Linked DNA regions of Homo sapiens: region 1 is linked to region 2. Evidence: chromatin loops called from intact Hi-C (ENCODE). Cell type or tissue: PC-9. All regions are shown on one strand. Links, peaks and the distances in the headings refer to the core of each region. The heading gives the core; the rest is flanking DNA.

Region 1 (10,582 bases), core at 3,223-8,222, 91 kb before region 2:
ATGGTACATGGCATGTACCAGGTGAGAAGCTCAAGGAGAAGGAACTAGGATGCATCATCCCCCCCGAAAAAGAACCAAACTCCCGGAGAGGTGAGGCAGCGCAGCACTGTGATTTTATGTGGAGAGCTTGATTGGGACACACTGGGTTCAAATCCTGACCCTGCCCTTCACAACCACGTGACCTCGGCAGGTCACTAACCTTTGTGTACCTCCTGATCCTCATGTGTAACACAGGGACAATGACTGTGCCTTGTCACAGCCTCGTTGTATGGATTTGATGAAACGATGCTCCCGAGGTGTTTAGAACTGTGCATGGCACAGTCGCACAGACTAAACAGCAGCTTTTAAAAACACATGCATCGTGGAGCTCCATTCTCTCCCCATCCCCACCTTGTATCTATGTTGGTCCAGATAATAGGAACAGGAGGGAACAAATAGGTTCTGGGTGATTTGCCTGAAGTCAGATGAGCCAATAAGAAGCAGAGCTAGGATTTAAACCCTGGGCTTTCTGGCCCCCAAGTGTCACCCCCTCTGTCTCAGGCAGTAGGCTGCGCAGACTCAGACCCCGCCCGGCCTTCACCCTTCCCTGCCCGCTCTGCCCCTGGAGCAGAGGGCACACACTCCTGCTATCCCGAGAGCCAGGTATCTGCCTCACCGGCCTTCTTAGTCCTCCGGCAGACCCTGCCCTGCCGCGGCAGGCCGCCCCCTCCTGCCCTGTGCCCTGCCACCGCCTGCCGTCTCCAGGTTGAGAGGCTCGCTCTTAAAGGGCCCCTGTGGCCACTTACACGCGAAGAAATCTGGCTGTGGCTGGCGAAGGCCATCCCCCAAAGCATGGATTTTCTGTGACTTGAGACAACATTTCGCTCGGCCTGATAAAGTGTTTCCCCAGGGGCAAACGGACCAGCCTCTCCAGCTGCAAAGCCGGGTCTAGAGGGAAAAGAGAAGGAGAAAAAGCAGAAGAGAAGAGAGACAGCAACAGAGAGAAAAAGGCAGAAGGGCCAGTAGCTCGGGAGAGGGGCCGTCCGCTACCAAGTTGCAGTTCCGCATTAGGCCACGCGATGTCGCCACAGCCAGAGCAGAACCACAGCCGCAGCATCCTCAGAGGCGCCCCACGTGCGGCCCCACAGCCCAGCCTGCTCGGGCTTAGGGCAGTCCCGCACCAGAGGGCTAAGGGGCTGCTATAGAGGAAGTGAGGTCTCTGCTCAGAACGAGGTTGGCAGGACACACTGGGTTACGGGAGAAGCCTTCGTTAAGAAAGGGTCGATTCAACACAATCTGACAAAAAAGCTGGAAGGATTGGCAACTGGAATTCCGGAACTAGGGCTTGAAACTAGCGGGCCTTTGGAAAAATCATTCTATTGCAGAGGCGCACGCACGAGTGCACGTGTGTGTGTACATGGGGGCGGTAGTTATGGTTGTTTTATTGTGTAGGAGTTGTCTTATTTTGGAGAACTGCAGGGATGTAGACATTTCCCCATGCCCCTAACTGGCTATAGCAGCACTTTATCCTCTGGCCAAGCCTCTGTCTGAGAACCATGTCTGCTGAGCCTTCTACCTCCAGCGCTGACCTCAAACCCCTTCCAGGTCAGCTCCACCCCTCTGAACTGCCTCAGCAACTGCCTCTAAGCTGTCCTTAGAGCAGAGCTCATGGGTGAAAATTAATCTCTCGCCCTCACTGCTCTGACCAGGAGGTTTTTCACTCAGCAGCTCTTTGAAAAAAAAAAAACAAAAAACAAAAAAAAAACAATCAATGGTTGGATGCACTGGAAGGAGATGGACAGTGATTTGTCCATACAGTACTTGCTGTGTAACTGACATTCCTGAAGGGAGTGGCAGCCGTTTCCTGTGCAGGCATGAGCAGGCCAGGGCCTCGGCCACCCCCACCTTGCTCCAAGAACCACGAAGAGGGCACGCATTCTCTCATTTCCCCTCTCAAATGCTACAGAATGAGAAGGCAGTTTTCTGGAACATTTTCATTTGAACCAAAGTCCATGACAATAAGAACCAAAAACCACTCAGGGGACGACAAAGCTCTCTATGTTGAGATTGGCCTTAATGGTCTGCCTTGTAATGGAACGAATGCCATTTCAACCCTGATTTTCGGGCAAGCATCAGATAACTGTCAAGCAAATACTGAGGTTCCTGGTCTCCCCCAGGAGGTCTTCCCCTCCCTGGAGGGGAAGGTGGTTCTCTCCCGCTCCTGCCCAACTGCAGCCGGATGGAGCAGGAGGGAGAGGCAGGGGTGGAGCCTGGGGGAGGAAGACAGCTGGGAAAGGAAGCTTGGAGAAGACACTAAGGCATCGACATTGCACGATGCCCAAACCAGAGAGGACCCAGAGGGTATTGTCTCAGATGCCCTCATTGAAGACGTAGACCCTGAGGCCCAGAGTGGACAGTGACTGCCCTGAGGCCATACAGCAAGTCTGGGGGAGCAGGGTTGAAATTCAGGCCTCCAGATACCCACACCCTCCTCTCTACCCACTTCTTCTGAAATTACTCAGGGCCAGCATCACTTCTGCACACGAGTCAGCTTTCTCACTCTCCAGACACCAAAGGCAGAGACAGGGAATGAAGAGAGGGGAGGACAGGCCTTGTAAGAGCAGCAAAACCATGGGTCAGGGAACGTGGAGCGAGGACGAGGTACAAAGGGCACTGGAAGGGCCACATGCCCACTCTACCTTTGGGTGCAAGAGTGTGGCATGTGCCCCCTTCCTCCTTTTTGATTCCAACATAGCCCCTCACCTCCCTCTCCCCTCAGCTCCCACTTCAGTTGCTGCTAATATGCCTGGAAACCCCTCAGGGCATGGAAGCTGAGTGCGTAGGATTTTTTTTTTTCCCTAAGAGATTCTCATCCTTCATGAGCAAAGGGCCAGTCCTCATAGGACCCACAGGCCCCCAGCCCACCATCCAAGCCCCTCTGTAGCTGCTCTCCTCCATCTACTCTTGCAGACTCTGGCAGCTCTAACACACCTTGCTGCTTCCCCACCCTGGCCCACCCTCTCTGTAGTCCTCATCCTTGTCCTGGCTGGTTGCTATGTCCTCCTCTTCAGCTAAAGTGTTCTACCTCCTTCAATATCCAGTCCTAAAGCCACTTCTCAGAACCCTGTGTATACCGGCAGGTGTCATTCTGCCTTATCATTATTTGTTTACATTACACTCCCTCCTGCTACACTCTAACGGAAATCATGGCCTCATGGACCTCTGGGGGCATCTGCAGTCTGTCTCTCCTATGGCACTGGGTGCTCTCTGAAGGCAAGGGCATCCTTCTGGCACCCTCAGCTCCTAACGTGGTACCTGGAGTATGGCAGGCATTTAAGGAATGTTAGATGGGTGGGCGGGTGTGTAGATGGGTGGATAGATGGAATAGGCACAGATGTACTCCATAAATAAATAACCCATTTCATTGGCAAAGGGAGAAGCCCCCAAACTCAGGCACCCAGGAGATGTCTGGCAAAGCTGCCCTGACAGATAAGTTCCTCCAAAGACACCAGGCATGCCACATCCAAAAGACCCCATCCGTTATATCTGAACCATCAGGGAAGACTCCTGGCTAGAAGAAAGTAATCTAGGCTGGGCAGGGTGGCTCACACCTGTAATACCAGCACTTTGGGAGGCTGAGGAGAGTGGATCATCTGAGGTCAGGAGCTCGAGACCAGCCTGGCCAACATGGCGAAACCTTGTCTCTACTTAAAACAAAAAAAAATAAAATAAAACCAGCAAGTGTTCTAAGAATTTGAATTATGAGCTCATGGGGAAGCCATCTTGGATCATTCACTCTGGAGACAATTTCTTTTTTTTCTTGGCTCCACTGCCCGGGCTGGAGTACAGTGGCATGCTCTCAGCTCACTGCAACCTCTGCCTCCTGGGTTCAAGCGATTCTCCTGCCTCAGCCTCTTGAGTAGCTGGGATTACAGGTACCTGCCACCACACCCAGCTAACTTTCGTATTTTTAGTGGAGACAGGTTTTCACCACATTGGCCAGGCTGGTCTTGAACTCCTGACCTCAGGTGATCCACCCACCTGGCGCTCCCAAAATGCTGGGATTACAGGTGTGAGCCACTGCACCCAGCCTCACTCTGGAGACTTTCTTCCACACTCACGAAGCCTTCTCTTCCTCCTCTGCCCCCTCAACCTGTGGTACTCTCCCTGTCTAATCCTAAATTTCAAACGCCAGAGCCACACAGCCCTAGGAGAGCGAACCAGATGGGGCAGTGACTGGTCCAAGGACCAGGTCCAAGAGTGTCCAGGTTCCTGGACCATGGCCAGTCCACAAGCCCATGCACCCAGGTCTCCGGGGCTTGCTTCATCTCTGCTGGACTTGTTTCCGCAGGGTTATTACTGTTCTATATCTGTTATACCTCCCTTCATCCACGGCAGGGACTCCTAGAAACAGACTTTCACTCCCATGGAAGGCAGCTCCACACTTCCAACCCACCTTAGCGCAGGTGAATGGAAGGCGAATTGGAACAAGTATTCCCAATGCTGTTTCAGAATCTATCCTTCCATTTAAAAATAAAAAACAGAAACAAAAAAACTGGTTTGTCCTGTTTGTGAAACTTGCCTGCTCTCCCTTGTGAAACTTGCTGGCCCCACACATCCCAAGTGTCACCCAAAGGAATTTGGAGACAAAATCATTCTGGAGAAGTTACCAGATGGGGCATATCTCACCTGCCTGTTTTTTCCTGGGGAGAGGGGGGCAAGTGGAGGCAGGGAGACTCCACTGGCTCGCTGGAGTTGCCATTGCGGGAGGACAGAGAACTCAGATGTACCTGCCAGCTTACCTTTCCTGACCAGCACGAAAGGCCCCCAGCCCAAAAGTACCAGCCTTGGCCCTATTCAGCCAGGGCTGTCACCCCAACACAACCATTTGGGAGATTTCCTGAGTATTTTAGGGAAAAGGAACTTTCAGGCAGTTCACTTCTACAAAGAGCTGAATAAATTGGTGTAGTTATCCCCATAACAACATTCTCTGCACTCACACCCCCATGAGTTTTCTTGAAAGAAAAAAAAAAAAAACAGTGGGAATTAGAGCGCGTAAGCTGGGCCTGACTCACTGATGAGGGATGCATAGGGCATTTGAATAACACCATCATCCATCACATATGCCCAGAGGCAGACACACCCAGTCACCATTAGTGACCACACATTTATGGGACATCTCCTCTGTGCCAGGCTTGTGCTAAGTGTCCTGGGTACATTACCTGTAATCCTTCCATTTGTCTTAGGGGTATTTGTAATGGCCTCATTTTATAGATGAGCAAACTGAAGTTCAGGGTGGATAAGCCACTTGTCCAGCAAATGGAACCAGCTGCATAATTTGTAAAGCCTTGTACCGAATCAAAGAGCAGGGACCTCCCTGTTCAAAAATTATTACAAATTATTAAGAATGCAGCAGACGAGCCCAGGAAGGCGAGGCTACAGTGAGCTGAGATCGCACCACTGCATTCCAGCCTGGGCCACAGAGAGAGACCCTGTCTCAAAAAAATAAATAAATAAATAAATAAATAAATAAATAAATAAATAAAAAACAGGTCAGGCACCATGGCTCACGCCTGTAATCCCAATACTTTGGAGGGCCAAGGTGGGTGGATTACCTGCAGTCAGGAGTTCCAGACCAGCCTGACCAACATGGTGAAACCCTGTCTCTACTAAAAATACAAAAATTAGCTGGGCGTGATGGCGGGTGCCTGTAATCCCAGCTACATGGGACGCTGAGGCAGGAGAATCGCTTGAACTCAGGAGGCGGAGGTTGCAGTGAGCCAAGATTGTGCCATCACACTTCAGCCTGGGTGACAGAGTGAGACTTTGTCTCAAAACAAAAACAAAAACAAAAAAAGGCAGCAGAGTATTAAACCAAGTATGAGACTCTCTGAGCATGGAGGCCTGGAGCTTGCGTGCCCAGGAAGCTGGTTTTGCCAGCATAGGAAGTCCACCTGGAACGGAGTCCTAGGTTCCCAAGCACCTTTTCCATTGAGCCCACCTCTTCCCCGGCTCCCTCAAAGAGTGCAGGGAGCTGCATGCAAGACCCTCCCTCCCCTCCCATCTGAGGTCAGAGCGACCAGTACCTGGAGTAGCAGGAGAGGCCTGTGCTGAGGATGGTGTTCAGTACAGCCAGGGCCACGTAGTAGTCATGGAAAGTGGTGCACATGAGCGCATCCGGGAACGTGTATGCAGAGTAGGCAATGGCTGAGCCTGGGGAAGAAAAGCCAGCCTTGGGAGAGGAGCCAGGCCTTGGCACCACATGGGCCCCTTGCAAAGACTGTCCCCAGCATCTGGCTTGGCCCTTATCATTCCCACAGTCCTGGCTCTGCGCCCTCGCTGGTGCCATTCCCCCTTCTAGGATGTCCTGCTTTCTCTTCTCTGCCCACCCAAATCCCATCCTGAGAATTTACTGTGAGCCCAGCTTTGCTCCAAGGGCTTTACATGTATGACCTCACATAATACTTCAACCATCCTCCTTCATAACTCTGCACTTATCCTCATTGTACAGATAGGAAGCAGAGGGATAGAGAGGTTTAATCACTCGCCCAGGGTCCTGCAGCTAGAGAGTTAACAAAGATGGGTTTCAAACCCAGACAGGTTAGTGACAGTCCCTGCTTTAGCCACATGCTGTGGTCCATGACGACAGACCCAGCGAGCTGAGCTCTACTCAGAGTGTGCACATCTCACCTGCCCAGGGACATGGGTGCTCCTGGTAGAAAGATCAGTGCTGGAGGGAGGGCCCTTGCTGAGACGAGGATGTCATAGCAGCAGCTGGGAGACAGACCAGCTGAGAGGTTGGGTGTTGCGTTGTGTTTTAGGTTTTGAAGTTTGTGAAAGAAGGGTTGCTTAAGGACCTTCTAGCGACCTTTTTGCTGAAGCATTTATTTGGAAGAGCAGGGGAGATCACTGTCCTTTTCAAAGGGGCCAGGTGTGCTTCAGCTGGGGAGATGGGCCTGGACCTGCACCCTCACCTCCTGAGGTCTCCCCTAAGGGAGGCAGCCCAAGGCCTGATGGCCATGCCTAGGTCACCTGTCATTCCAAAGACATCAGGAATTGTGGAGTCCTAGCTCAGGGCTGAACAAGGCTTTGGGCCATACAGGTTGATCTGTCTTTTATCCCAGTGACAGGTGGATCTAGCAAAGCTGGCCACACAGGCAAAGAGGGTGAACACCAAAGCCTCCTGGTCCCATACTCCCAGCTGCAGCAGGCAGCCCGCGAGATTTCAGTGGGAAGCTGCCTCCAGAGGGACAGGCAAGCCCTTTGTCTGGCCCCATACTGGGAGGGGGTTCCCTGCTGGACTGGGATGCATTCGCTCAGCAGATGCCAACTGGGGCAAACTGTGGGCCATGCAAGAGCCAGGGAGCTTCTGACCCTGCCCAGAACCGCAGCCAGAAGCAAAAGACCAGAGCCTGAGTCAGGTTCCAGTGTGGGGCAGGCTTTCGGGATGGGTGGAGCACAAGGCACAGGAGCTGATCTTGGAACAAAGCCTGGTAGGTCATCCCGGATTCTGACAAGAGCCTGAGGGCAGGGAGGCTTTCAGCTTTGGATGCAGGCTAAGGAAAGGAAACTTCCTCTTTCAGGCACTAAGGGAGCCACTGAAGGATTCTGATGACCAAAACCTAGTGAAAGCACACAGGATGGCCTGAGGGAGGAACCCCTGGAAGCCTGGGAGGTGGCAGGAGGGCGCTACACTGGTGGGATTGAGGGCTTTGACAGGGAGGGAGGAGGGAGGCAGGGGCAGAGGGTGGAGCCGGGAGTCCCAGATGGAATCAATGGCTCTCTCAGTGGACTAGATGTTCCTTCCGTGTTTCCTGAACACTTCCCCACATCAAGCACTGGGCTATGGGCTAGAAAAACAGATTGGAAGCATCTTCTGTGCTCCGGAGTTGTTCTCAGCAATGGAGGTGTGCCAGCATGGCTGGCAGGCTGGGGATCAGAAGAATCATGGTGGGGGTATATCCAGGTCTGGGGGTTGGAGGAAGGGCACAGGGCAGGGGCCCCTGAGGCTCCCGTGGTGCAGCCTGCAGGGAAGGGAAGAGGGAGTTCTGGGGAATGGCCTATGGGAGGATACAGAGAAGGGAGACCATGGCAACAAGAGGAACTCTTACACAGACAGACAGTGAGGCCCGTGATGGAGGAAGGCAGGGGACAGGTTGGTGGTGGACCACATGGGCTTCAGTCCTCACTCTGGCTCTGCCATGCACAGCTGTGTGACCTGTCACTTACCTCCACAGTGCCTCACTGTCCTCACCTACGCATGGATATGACACTAGGACCTACCTCAGGGACTGCTGCCACGGTTAACAAGATCATCGTGGTAATGGCTGCCCTCAGATGCCGACTAAGGCCAGGCTCTGAGCCTCATTTAAAACACATTTAATCATCAGAACATACCCACAAAGAAGATATTACATCCATTTTGTGGATGAAAGAATTGAGGCTTGGCAGGGTTATGAAACTTGCACAGGAACCTCTAACAGTTAGGGGTGGTGGAATCAGGTGCCAGCACCTGGACCATTAAACATGGTGTGGTGTGGCCCCTCAGGGGTGTGTGTCAGGGGCCTGGACCAGGGCTTGCCATGCAGCGATTACTCCAGAAATGCCCACACTTATCAAAACAAGTCCGGGGCGGGCAACCGAGGGCCAAGGAAGTCGCCCCGCTAAGCAGTCTGGACTGCTTCTGGCTGATGAGGGCCCTGACAGTGGGAGGGTGATGTGGTAGAAGGTGTTGTGGAAGCCTCCAGGGGCTGGGTGAGGTGGAGAAGGCTGTGATAACTGTGCAAGTGAGAGGCCGGGGCCTGAGTCAAGACAAAGGGGCAGTGCCGCTTACAGCAGGTAGGAGAGAAGTCACCTGGCCTTAATAACCAATTGGCCAGAGGGTGGGCGTGGGTGGGGAGTGAGAGGAAGGGGACCCCGAGGATTAGTCAGGCTTCTGACTCAGGAGAAGGAGTAGGGGCGCGACCATCAGTCAGGTTGGACATACAGAGGGCTAGCAGGTGTAGGGGCAGGGGCGGGAGCAGGTACAGTTCTGGTCTCATGGCTCTGAGGTGGCGTGGACCTCAGGTAAGAGGTTTACATTGGAGACAGGGTTTCTCCGGAGGTGGAAGAGATGCAGTAGGCATGGAGGAGATCTCTGGGGAGCCGGATCGTGTGAGAGGAGAGGTCAAAGGACCACTTCTGAGCCTCCCCACCCATGTGTGCCAGAAAGCAGAGGAGGGGAGCCAGCCCAGGGGAGGGGGGACATGGAGGGTAAGAGGGGATCCGGAGGGTGGGAGGGAATCCGGGAGGGAGGGAGGGATGTGACAGGGACCAGAGAAAGAGAGGGGCATTGAGGAGGCCTGAAGGACCCCTGCATCAATCTTGGCAGTCAGGAGGCCGGGACCCTGGACAGGGGCACGCACATTCCCCACTCTCTTCTGCAAACCCATCAAAGCCTGAGGGTAAGCCTGGCTCACACGGAAAGGGGCACGGTCTAGTGAATGCTGGGGACTGGGCAGCAGAGCACTAAGGAGTGGGCAGTGAAGTGGGAAAGTGTGTGTGTATGTGTGTGAGAGTGTGTGAGTGAGCGTGTGTGTGGTGTGTGTGTATGTATGTGGTGTGTGTGATGTGTGTGTGTGGTGTGTGTGTGTGATGTATGTGAGAGTGTGAGTGTGTGAATGTGTGTGTAGTGTCTGAGAGTATGTGTGCGTATATGAGCATGTGAGTGTGTATGTGGTGTGAGTGTGTATGTGAGTGTATTGTGTGTATATGTCAGCATGTGTGGTGCGTATGTGGATGTGAGTGTGTGTGGAGGGTCTGAGAGTATGTGTATGTGCATGTGAGTGTATTGTGTGTATGTGATGTGTGTTTATGTGAGTGTAGTGTGTGTCAGTATGGGTGGTGTGTGTGTGTAGTGTTTGAGAGTGTGCATGTGAGTGTATTGTGTGTATGTGGTGTGAGTGTGTGTATGTGAGTGTATTGTGTGTGTGTCAATGTGTGAGTACATGTGGCATGTGGTGTGTGTGTGTGCATGTAAGTGTATTGTGTATATGTGGTGAGTGTGTGTATGTGCATGTGTGAGTGCATTGTATGTGTGTGTGTCAGTGTGTGTCAGTGCATGAGTGTGTGTTTGTGTGAGTGTGAACGTGTGTATATGAAGAAAGAGGATGGAGGTAGGCTCCTCATGGACAACCTCTTGGGCAAGGAAGACAATAATTGGTTTTCTCACCTAGAATGGGACCTGGAGGAAGAATCTAGAACTCATATCCTTAGGGATAGATGCATGCCCACAAGGGGAGGAGAGAAGAGGCCAGAGGAGGGAGCATCATAGTCAAAGAAAAAGACAAGGAAGAGGGGGCGGTCAGCACCGAATTTCACCAGCTTAGGTTGCTGATCTATTCCCGCACACTCTGAGCATCTCTCTGATTGTGCTAAGCCTCTGGATATACGAGGCTCATGACCTCACCCTCCTCTTCTTGCCTGGCATGACAGAGACCAGCACTGATGTACTGGAGTCAGTTCATTCTGGCCTGTGAGAGAGCTGAGTGCTGAACACAGCCATCATTAAAAATTAAATCACAGAAACTTGCAATTAAATAAATCATATTAACAAAAGTACTGA
Region 2 (10,582 bases), core at 1,967-6,966:
TCCTTCCCCCAGCTCCAAGGTTCAGGTGCATTCTAACCCTGAATTTGGCAAACCACAATGACGATGGAAAAAGATGTTTGGGGTCAACAGCTGGGCTTGGGGAAAAAAGCCAAAGCTCCCCATGGATGGAATGTAGAGGCCTGCACAAGATCTGCTCCTCTGTGGGGGGCGTGCTGAGCACTGTGGCCTCTAGGCTCTCTTGCCAGATTCCCAAGTGAGGCCTCAGAACCCCAAGGCTTCCCTGGGCCTCTGGCTGCATTTCTCAGACTGGTCGGTTATCCCTAGCCCAAGTCCATGGGAATGCCACTCCTTCTCCCACGGCTGCCTGGAGCCTGGCTTTGGACTTCCTTAGTTCTCCAGTGCACTGGAGAATTGATTGACTGACTGATTGATTGATTGATTGATTGGATGTGCTTTTTTTTTTTTTAATTGCACTGGGGAATTTTAAAAGGCTGCCTGAAGAGGGCACTATTTTCACCAAGAGAGAACTCACTAGCAGAGGAATTGGCTGCCTTGGGAGAGCAACCCTGGGAGGTTTTCTTTGAGGATGGAGGTCTGGTGGGGATGACTCCTTCCTGGAACTCACCAATCGCCTCATGTGGCGGCTGTCCATTCAGTCTGGGAGCTGCCCCTTTGGGTAACTCTGGAGGCAGCTGGCCTGAAGGTTCTTGCCAAGGGCCTCTTAAGCACCCCTAGCAACCAAGGTAATTCAAAGTGGGAGACAGAGACCCAAATTTGAATTAACTTGAGTCTAATTAGGAAAAGCTCCAGCTCTGCCTCCAAGAGTCACTCCTCGCCTCTGGGTCTCAGTCTCCCCATCTGTATACTGAGAAATGGTGCATTGGATGTGTTCATCTACTCAGCACGTGTTAACTGAGCACCTACTACACTCTGATCTCTTGGGAGAGACCATGGAACGAGAGAGACAAAAGGCTTTGCCCTCACAGAGCTGCTATTCTAACAGGGAGGACAGATGGCAAACAAGATTAAGGAGTGAAATCTATAGGCCATCAGAAGGGGATGTGAGCCATGGAAAATGAAGCAAAGAAGAAGCAGGGGGACATGGCTGCTAAGGATTAGTCCAGCTTAGAGACTCTGGGTCTAAAGCTCTTACTCTGCTGCATCCTTGTTAGGAGTCAAGAATGGTGGCAGGAAACTGGGCAGGGCCATGCGTGAGTACAGGGACAGCTCTCAGGGGTGGTGGGGATGGTGGGTTTGTTCACGGGCTTGAGCCCCAGTCAGTCTCTCAGCGGCTTCCTCCAGGAAACAGAACTGACTAACCCCAGGTGTGCTGGCCTGTCCTCAAGTCAAAGGCAGACACCTGGGTCTGCTGAGGAGTCCAGGGGTCACACAGGGTTCCTGGCAGGGCCCCAAAAGTCCTGACTGAGGGGTGGATTTCTTCAAAGCAAGGTGGGCAGCATCCTCAGGGCACTGCCAGTGACTCTTCTACATCCCTCACTTTGCCCTGGCCTTCGATGAACAAGACACTGGCCACCTCCAACTACAGGGGCTCTCAGACCCTTCCTTCCCTCCTACTGATCCTCCCCTGCATGGTGGGGTGTCCCCTCCCCTTACATGGGGAGGGAGGGAGAGGAATTTGAAAGTCCCCATTTCTGGCTGGGCATGGTGGATCACACCTGTAATCCCAGCACTTTGGGAGGTAGAGGCAGACAGATCGCTTGAACTCAGGAGTTCGAGAGCAGCCTGGGCAACATAGTGAGACCCCACCTCTACAAAAAATACAAAAATTAGCTGGGCACGGTGGTGCATGCCTATAGTCCCAGCTACTAAGGAGGCTGAGGTGAGGAAGATAGCTCGAGACCGGGAGGCGGAGGTTGCAGTGAGCTGAGATCATGCTACTGCACTGCAGCCTGCTCTGTTGAGACAGAGCAACACCCTGTCTCAAATATATATATCTGACCAACCCGGAGTTGGTCAGTTTTGTTTCCTGGAGGAAGCCGCTGAGAGACAGACTGGGGCTCAAGCCCATGCACAAACCTACCACCCCCACCACCCCTGAGAGCTGTCCCTGTACTCACGCATGGCCCTGCCCAGTTTCCTGCCACCATTCTTGACTCCTAACACTGTGCTAAAAAAAAAAAAAAAAAAAAAAAAAAAAAAAAAAAAATCTCCCCCCATTTCTTATGAATTCACAATTTTTCTCTTCCTGTACGGATCATTTTTGAAAACATGTCTTGTAAACCTTCTGTGTACTCAGGATGAATGAGGGATGCCAAGATGCTGAGAAAGGACTTACCGCCAACCAGGGAGGCCAGGCTAATACACATGAGAAAATAACAATCCGCTCTTACAGTTTGATTTGCAGCCCACAGAGTCCTTTGGAACCACTTACTATCTCCTAAAACCACACAGGGTCTGTTGCTCTCATTTTACAGATGAGGAAATTGAGGCCCAGAAAAGCACCTTCTCTTCCCTCAATACATAGCTGCCCCATGGAGTGGTAAGGAGAGAGAGGAGACAATGAAGATTAAAGTTTCCAAATAATTCCAATTCCAATTCTTACCCCCAGAGGGATGCATAAGAATTCTACGTAAAGGGACAAAGTTGCTCTGCCTCAGTCTAGGGTAGAGCCAAGCTTGGCATGGAACCCACCAGCCTCGGCCTCTCCTTGGCGGGACAAGGGTAAAGTGAAAGTCCTCTGTCTCTCTGGAAAAGCACATGGGGGCTGGGTGCAGTGGCTCACGCCTGCAATCCCAGCACTTTGGGAGGCCAACCCGGGTGGGTCATCTGATGTTAGCAGTTCGAGACCAACCTGGCCAACATGGTGAAACCCTGTCTCTACTAAAAATGCAAAAATTAGCTGTGTTTGGTGGCAGGCGCCTGTAATCCCAGCTACTCGGGAGGCTGAGGCAAGAGAATTGCTTGAACCCGGGAGGCGGAGGTTGCAGTTAGCTGAGATCTCGCCCTTGCACTCTAGCCTGGGTAATAGAGCAAGACTCAGTCAAAAAGAAAGAAGAAAGAAAGAAAGAAAGAAAGAAAGAAAGAAAGAAAGAAAGAAAGAAAGAAAGAAAGAAAGAAGGAAAGAAAGAGAGAGAGAGAGAGAGAGAGAGAAAGGAAGGAAGGAAGGAAGGAAGAAAGAAAGAAAGAAAGAAAGAAAGAAAGAAAGAAAGAAAGAAAGAAAGAAAACGAACTAAAGGAAGGAAGGAAGGAAGGAAGGAAAGAAGGAAAGAAAGAAAGAAAGAGAGAGAGAGAGGGAGGGAGGAAGGAAGAGAAAGAATGAAAGAAAGAAAGAAAGAAAGAAAGAAAGAAAGAAAGAAAGAAAGAGAGAGAGAGAGGGAGGGAGGAAGGAAGAGAAAGAATGAAAGAAAGAAAGAAAAGAAAGAAAGAAAGAAAGAAAGAAAGAAAGAAAGAAAGAAAGAAAGAAAGAAAGAAAGAAGGAAAGAAAGAAAGAAAGAGAAAGAAAGAAAAGCATACGGGATTAAGGATGTACTCTTGGTGTAAGGGGAAAATGTTGCCCCACGTGGGTAAGGGTGCCAAGGGATCTCAGTGGTGGGGCTGGACACCTTTCTGATCCAACTTTTCAGAGTGCCCTTTCTGCTTGCCAAGGGCAGAGATAAGGCAGTTGGAAAAGAAGCTTTGCTGTTGCAGGCTAATCATTCCATTCTCGCAGAGCACCTTCCGTGTGCCAGGTACTATTGCTACGGCAGGGAACAAAGCAGGTCCCTGCAGGGAACAAAGCAGGTCCCTGCCCTCCTGCAGTTCTGGGAGCTTAGCAAGGCTCTGGCTGGCTCTTGGAGGACCTTACTGACTGGAGTTTGTGTCTGCTTGGAGGTGCCCTCTCCCCTGAACCTCTTTCACAGGCAGAACCTAGGGGGGTGGGGAGTGGGGTAAAAGAAACAAACCTCTGCTGAGTCAAGGGCACTGCAAGAATGCAGAAGCGACCATGCAGCTCTGGAAGGATGCGGTGGGAAACCCGCCACTCAGTGGTGGAGAAAAGCCCACCAGTTTCTCCAGCAAATGGCTGAGCTTTGTTGGGCCTCCTTGTCTTCTCATCTGCCCATGTGTTAATATCTACTCGCCATTGGTTTGTTAGGTTCAAATGAAATCAGGGATGTGTCCCTTTTTGGCTGCTAGCTCTTCTCAGATCCCCTGACCTCTCCCCATCTCTTCTCTATGGCTCTGCGTGGGAAGGGGCAGTTGTCACCCCCGACTCCCACTAAGCTGAGCCCTCCTCCCAACCTAAGCGGGAGGAAGCCGGTTCTGCTCACGGATAAGAGTTACCGGGCTCCTGAGTTCTTGTTCTGCTGGGCCGGGGTCCACCCCCTCTCCTGGGCTCATCCGACTAGGACTTGGGAAGTGCTAGGGGAGCCAGGAGATGCCCAGCTGGGGGCTGTGGCCGGGGGGAGGCCAATGACAGAGCAGGGGGAACTCCCTGTAGCTGGGCACCCACTTCAACAGGGCCGGGACGACCCCCGCAGGCAGTGGGCCGCCCCTCACCCACACGGTCCTGCTCAGCCCAGGCTCACATCTGGGCTCAGGAGGCGGGAAGCACAGGTGTAAAGAAATCGCCAACTGTGCAGCCCCAATCCAAGGGTTTTATTAAAGTGGGGGCGGCGGGAGGGGGGCGGTGGAGGAAGGATAAGCGGCGCAAACGCCCTGGAGAGTGAGAGAAAAGGTGCGAGAAGGCAACAGCTCCCCTCACCGCCCTCGATTGCAGCAGAGAGCCTTCTGCACGGCGGCGGCCGCCCCACCTTCACACCGGCCCCGCGTGCGGTGAAAGTGGCCGAGCCGCGCCGCCGCCGGATCAGGGCCGCCCCGGCACAAACTTTCCCAGACCCGCCCTCGGAGCGGCCACCCAGGCTCAACGGGCTCCACGGGCGCAGGGCGGCTGGGGCTGCCGCGGAGGGCGGGTGCGCGTGGACCGGGAGGTGGGGAGGCGGCGCGCGGCGGGGAGTCCCGCCCCGGGTTACCTGGGTTCCAAGGGTCTCGGGAGTCCAGTGGACAGGGCGCGGGGACAGCACAGGCAGGCCGGAGACCAGACACTCCTCCCGGGCTGCGGCGACCCCGGACTCGCGGGCCCTGCACCTGGCCCTGCGGGTCGCCGCGCCTACCCATGCCGGTCCCCGCCCGTCCCCTCCCGCGCGGGGCGGGGCGGCCCCGGGGGAGGAGCCGAGGGCCGTGGGCACCACCCCCTGAGCCAGGCCTGCGCCTCATCACGTGCCACCGACCCTGGGCTCTGTGACTTCCAAAGACTCGCCACCCCATTCCACAGCCTGAGGTGCCACCAAAGCCATAAGCCCAGGGGAGTCTCTCACACCCCATTCTCCTAGGGCCCATGTACCCCACGCCCACCTCCACCCCAGGAGCCGAAGGCCGGCAGGGAGCCTGGAGAGCCTCCTTGATGGGAGAACTGCGGAGCTTGCCCCTCGGAAAAGTGCATGGGGTGGAGAACAGGGAAGGAGAAAAAAACAACAACTGGGTACTCGCAGCCCCACCGCGGTGTCCGCTTCGCCGGTGGGAGAGGATCCTCGCCGCCCTGAATCCTTGAAGTGAGTTCCACCCCTGTCTCTTGGAGTGCTCAGGGTGGCGGGCCCTTTGCCAGCCCTCACCCTTTCCCCAGGGATCCTGTCCCAGGTCACAGGCTCCTAGACTGGAAGGCGCTGGGCCTGGACCTCTGCCACTCAGTGGACACAGCTATAAGAGATGAAGGGACACAGAGGACAAAGAAGAAACATTTGGCTTCAGGGAACCAGACTCTGTGTCTCCTCCCAGGTGCTGAAGGAACAGGTTGCAGCTACCTGGTGCCCCCACCCCGACCCTGCCAGAGAAAGGTTGGAACATCCACACCTGTGGACCGAAGTCCCCCACCAGGCTCTTTCCTCCCACCCTTCAGCCCCAGGCTCTCTGAGCTCCTGCTCCTCCCTGCCTTGCCTTGTTTGCTGAGGGCACACACAGTGGAGAGAGCACAGGACTGGGAGTCCAGAGACCTGGGCTCTAGTCTACTCTGTGACTCGGGTCAAGTCTCTGGCCCTTTGTGGGCCCAAGTTGCCCCATTTGCAGTGAATAGGTTGCAGTCAATTATCTCCGGCCATTTTTACGGATCCTGAACCGTGGTCTTGGGCACCTTGCTTTATTAGGCTTTTTGGTGGCTGTGCATCTTGTAAGGGTGTGTATGCATGTGCGTGTGTGTGTGCGTGCGACATGCGCTTGTCCTCTCAGACCCAAGTTCTTAAAGGGAAAGAGACTGGGGCCTACACAGAGGCAGGCATGTATATTCCACAGACCAGAGTTTGACAAGAATGACTGGACACAAGAGTGGAGCCCAGTCCCAGCTCTATGCTGAATTCAGAGTAGCCTTGGACAAGACCCTCACCATCTACAAAATGGAGATTAATAATCCCTGCTTTGCCTTTCCAAGGCTAGTCGGGGGACTCAGTGAGATATTAGATATGAAGCTCTTTGAAGGGGAATAGCACAGGGATGTGTGCTTTTGATGTCTGGGCCAGTGATGGGTTTGGGGGAAGAATAGGGTGTGAAGCATTCTCTGGGAGGCAAAGGCTGGCACTGGACTGATTGGCCACCCTGCCAAAGCTGCAGCATGCACAGCACAGGCAGGCACCCCACCACCAGCAGCCAAGGTGAGCAGAGATGCCTGGTGCCCCACCTGGATTCCTGCCTGCTGTAGGTATCTGTGTGTGCACCTTGAAGAAACTAAAGAGGGAAGATAAAGAGGCTCCCAACCTAAATGGAGGTGGTCAGTGGATTACTGATGAATCGATCTGCATATCTTGGCCAAAATCACCCTCCTCTGCTCTTAGGGAGTTTAAAGTCTAACTGAATGATTGAACATGAACCCTTTGGAGAATGATGTGGAGCCAGGAGAGGGGATTGTGGATGGTGAGCACACAGGATGATCAGAGGAGGGGGAAGGGCAGGGAGGGGCCGGGGAGGGGGGTACTTAGACCACATGGAGATGCATTTAGAGTATTGTGTTCAACACTCCTATTTCATAGTGATGAAATGGAGGCCCAGAGAGGGAAAGTGACCTGCCCAAGGTCACACAGTCACAAGAAGTCAGTAGCAGAGCTAGAACTTGGACCCAGGACTTCAGGAATCTATGCTGGATTTGAGCCTCCTGTGCAGCCGAGGGAGACCTGAAGTGTGGGAAGGACTGGGATACGTACCAGTGGGCAGGAAGAAAGAGTGAGGCAAAGTGCAGAGGTGGGAACTTTGTACAGCAAGGGAAAGGAGCTGGAATCACAGGCAGGATCTGGAAGGAGGGAGCTGCCCAGACCTGGAAAGCCAGGCTGAGCACTGCAGACCACAGAGGGTTTCGAGCTGACACCAGTTGGGAAGATACAGGCGTGCGAGGGGCACACGCCCAAATGACCCAGTGAGACAGCAGGTGACATGACAGCAAGGCAGCAAGGAGACGGGGAAGAGCAGCTCCAGGAGTCAGGCAACCTCCAATCAAATGGCCTTGAGCAAGTTGTCTCTCTTCTCTGACCCTCAGTTTCTTTTTTGTGGAGTGAGAGATAATCATCTTTTTTTCCTTTCAGGGTTATTGTAGTGACCACAGAATGCATTTGGAAGTGCTCTGTAAACTGCAGAGTGCTAAGTAAATTTAATATTTGGAGTTGTGTTTTATTTTCCAAAGGGCTCAGTAAACATTTGTGGAACTGACTGATATTGGATTGGACACTCTCCTCATGGCAATGGGCAGAGGGACCACAAACGGAGGGGGGCAGGGATTGGGGTGGTCAGAGGGAGTCCTGGCAAGGGTGTGAAGGAAGGAGAGCTTCAGTCTTAAATGTGAGTCTCCCTCTGACATCTTTACAACATAACTCAAAAAGCCTTTTTGGGGGGAAACAGTCCTACCCCAATCCATGTGACTCAAAATGCCCCATCTCTTCCTTTGCCTGTGTGTTCAAGGGGCGCCATATCAGATGTCACTATTCTATGTGTTCTTCACCCATCCCCACTGGCCATCTACTCCTCAGGCACTCACCAGCTCCTCCTGGGTGGGCCCAGACGTTATATTTGTTTACAAGGCCTTGTTGGATAGCAGAAACGGTACTACAGAAACCATCGCCCTTAGTTAATATGGCAAGATTCAGGTCCCTCACATGTGTTCTCAGCCCCCTGGCACCCAACTCTACCCCAATCCATAAGTCCGCTCACGCCTCCCCTCTCCTTGGCAATGGAGTCACCAGGGCAGGGCTTACTGCCCCACTTGGCAGATGAGAAAACGGAGGCTAGGAGAGAGGCGCTGCCTGGCAGCGCGAAACCTAGAACAGCCTCACCCACACCGTCAGAGTTGCCCTGCTGATGAGGCCATTATCTCATCAGGGCTGGAAGTATTTGCCTCATTTGACAGAGGAGGAAATGGGCACTAAGGGCAAGGACATGCTTTACGGGAACTTCTTGCAGAGCTTTCTTTTCTGCCACTGTATCCAGATAAGGGGTCCATGTTGCCAGTGGTTTCCCAGTGTTGCCGTGACAAATTATCATGCACAGCACCTTCAAACGACAACTATTTACTCTCAGTCCTGGAGGCCAGAAGTCCCAAGTCGGGGCATTGCAGAGTTGTGCTCCCTCTGAAGCTTCCATGGCTCCCTCTGACCGCTGCCCATCCCTGCCCCCTACGTTTATGGTCCCTCTGCCCATGGCTGTGAAGAGACACCATGCCCAATCCAACACTGGTCAGTTCTACAAATGTTTACTGAGGCCTTTGGAAGATAAAACACAACTCCAAATATTGAATTGGCTTATCACTCTGCAGTTTACAAAGCCACTTCCAAATGCATTCTGTGGTCACCACAATAACCCTGAGAGGGAGAATCCTTCCTTGTCTCTTCCAGCTTCTGGTTCCCAGCATCCCTGGGCTCGTGGCAGCATCACACAATCTTGCCTGTCTTCACATGCTGTCTCTGTGTGTCTGTGTCCTCTCGTCTCTGTAGAACAGCAGTCACTGGAGTCAGGATGAGCTCATCTCAAGATCCTTAGCTTAAGTACATCTGCAAAGACCCTTTTTCCAAACAACATCACAGTCACGGGTAGAGGAAGTTAGGATGTGGACATACATTTTGGGGACACTGTTCAATCGACATCAGTGTCTTTCCCCCACTGGCAGCACAAGGGGATCCAGCAAGGTCAGTTTCTTCCTTTTATCCTTCCCTCAACTTCTCACTGTGTCAGAGAGGGTCTCCTATAGCATCTTCTCCTATCTGGTCATGTTATGGAGGAGAAAGGAGGGTAAAGACATATAGGGTCCTTGCTGGGGACATTGAGTTGGGGGACTTACCTCCCTCTAACTCCCTTTCCTACCACCTCACAGTCTGGCCATGGCTTTTTTTTTTCTTTCTGTCACCCAGGCTGGAGTGCAATGGCACTATCTTGGCTCACTGCAACCTCTGCCTCCCAGGTTCAAGCGGTTCTCCTGCCTCAGCCTCCTGAGTAGCTGGGACTCAGGTACCACCACGCCTGGCTAATTTTTGTACTTTTAGTAGAGATGGGGTTTCACCATGTTGGTCAGGCTGGCCTCAAACTTCTGACTTCAAGTGATCCACCCGCCTCAGCCTCCCATGTGCTGGGATTACAGGCGTAAGCCACCGCACCCGGCCTGGCCATGGCCTTTCAAAAGGACCCTGGATCCCCTTCCTCTAACATCTTCCCATCATGGGGTCCCTATGGAAAGATGTCCCTTACGGTGAATAGGCTCAGAGAAAATGCCTGTTCTCCCTTCTCACCCCATCTGTGCCCCAGCCCTTCTTCTGATGCCCAGGTCCTAAGAGCCCCTTTGCCAGGGAGCCACAAAGCTTTGAATTCCATGCGGAAAGCACAGACTTCCAGGCAGAACCCCTTGGGGCAGGAGACACTGTGACTGGCATGGATCCCCAGGTGTGACCCTGTCTTGAGAGCAGGATTGAGGGAGGTGGAGCATGGGAAGCTGGCCTTTGGAGAGTGTGTGTCAGGGGGAAGATGCTGAGACAGGAGGAGGGTGACCTGCCTTGGCCAGAGAGAGAGATCACAAGGGCCTGTCATGTCCGGTACTTGAAGGAAGCCCCAGGCGTGCCCTGTGCCAGGTGGGCTCCTGAGGGCCAGTAGCCATCAAGGACCAGAACACTCAGCAAGGCCTTCAGGGCCATCTGACCTAGGGAGGAAAGCTGCTTGCAGAGAAGTAAAGATGCAGTGAGGGGACCAGCAGGCTTGCAGCATCCAGGTTGCCTCTGTCTCGGTGCCAGCTTCCCAGGCCCAGGCAATATCTTTACAGCAGCTGAGAGTCCACGGTGCCTCTTGGGCAGCCCCCTGCTTGCAAAGGGAGAACTGGGGGGCTGGGCTTGAAGCTACAATAGGATAGAAGCAGCCTGTTTCATTTAGGTGGAGGGTTTAATTGGGGTGGCTTGGAGGAGGGTGATTATAGAGGCCTCTATGAAGGGGGGTTAGCCCACCCTCCCCTGCATGCATCCCAGTCACCCACAGTAATTTCTGTTTTATCCTATTAGCTTAAGAGGGTCTCTGTTCCTGCATCCATAATTGCTCTAATAAGAAAACATAACGTCTGGTCCATTGGTTCTTAATCCTGGCAACAAGTTAGCATCCGACGCTATTTAATTCAAAT

What was found. Hi-C counts contacts between places; a loop is a spot of excess contacts. Peaks named below come from ENCODE experiments on the same cell type or tissue, not always from the same donor. Only the 100,000 strongest peaks of a DNase experiment are listed, where the experiment ranks them.
Region 1: a loop joins it to region 2, with 8 times the contacts of the local background. A loop is called at or near these places in 9 of 110 quality-filtered maps.

Annotation. Positions count from the first base shown.
Region 1 is chr15:69,385,264-69,395,845 of GRCh38, reverse strand. PAQR5 (progestin and adipoQ receptor family member 5) reads right to left here. Exons shown (of 9, transcript NM_017705.4): 6 at 6,066-6,192. Among named protein-coding and RNA genes, the nearest start is that of KIF23, 24 kb to the left of the region's middle. RefSeq lists an enhancer at 6,827-7,471. In PC-9, for the core only: no CTCF peak of the experiment used is centred there; DNase peaks (open chromatin) are centred at 4,575, 5,105 and 7,415; H3K4me3 peaks cover 959 bases; H3K27ac peaks cover 1,714 bases.
Region 2 is chr15:69,293,406-69,303,987 of GRCh38, reverse strand. It overlaps PAQR5 (progestin and adipoQ receptor family member 5), which reads right to left and starts at 5,076. Exons shown (of 9, transcript NM_017705.4): 1 at 4,932-5,076. PAQR5-DT (PAQR5 divergent transcript) reads left to right here and starts at 5,225. Exons shown (of 3, transcript NR_184010.1): 1 at 5,225-5,510. In PC-9, for the core only: no CTCF peak of the experiment used is centred there; no DNase peak of the experiment used is centred there; H3K4me3 peaks cover 1,275 bases; H3K27me3 peaks cover 515 bases.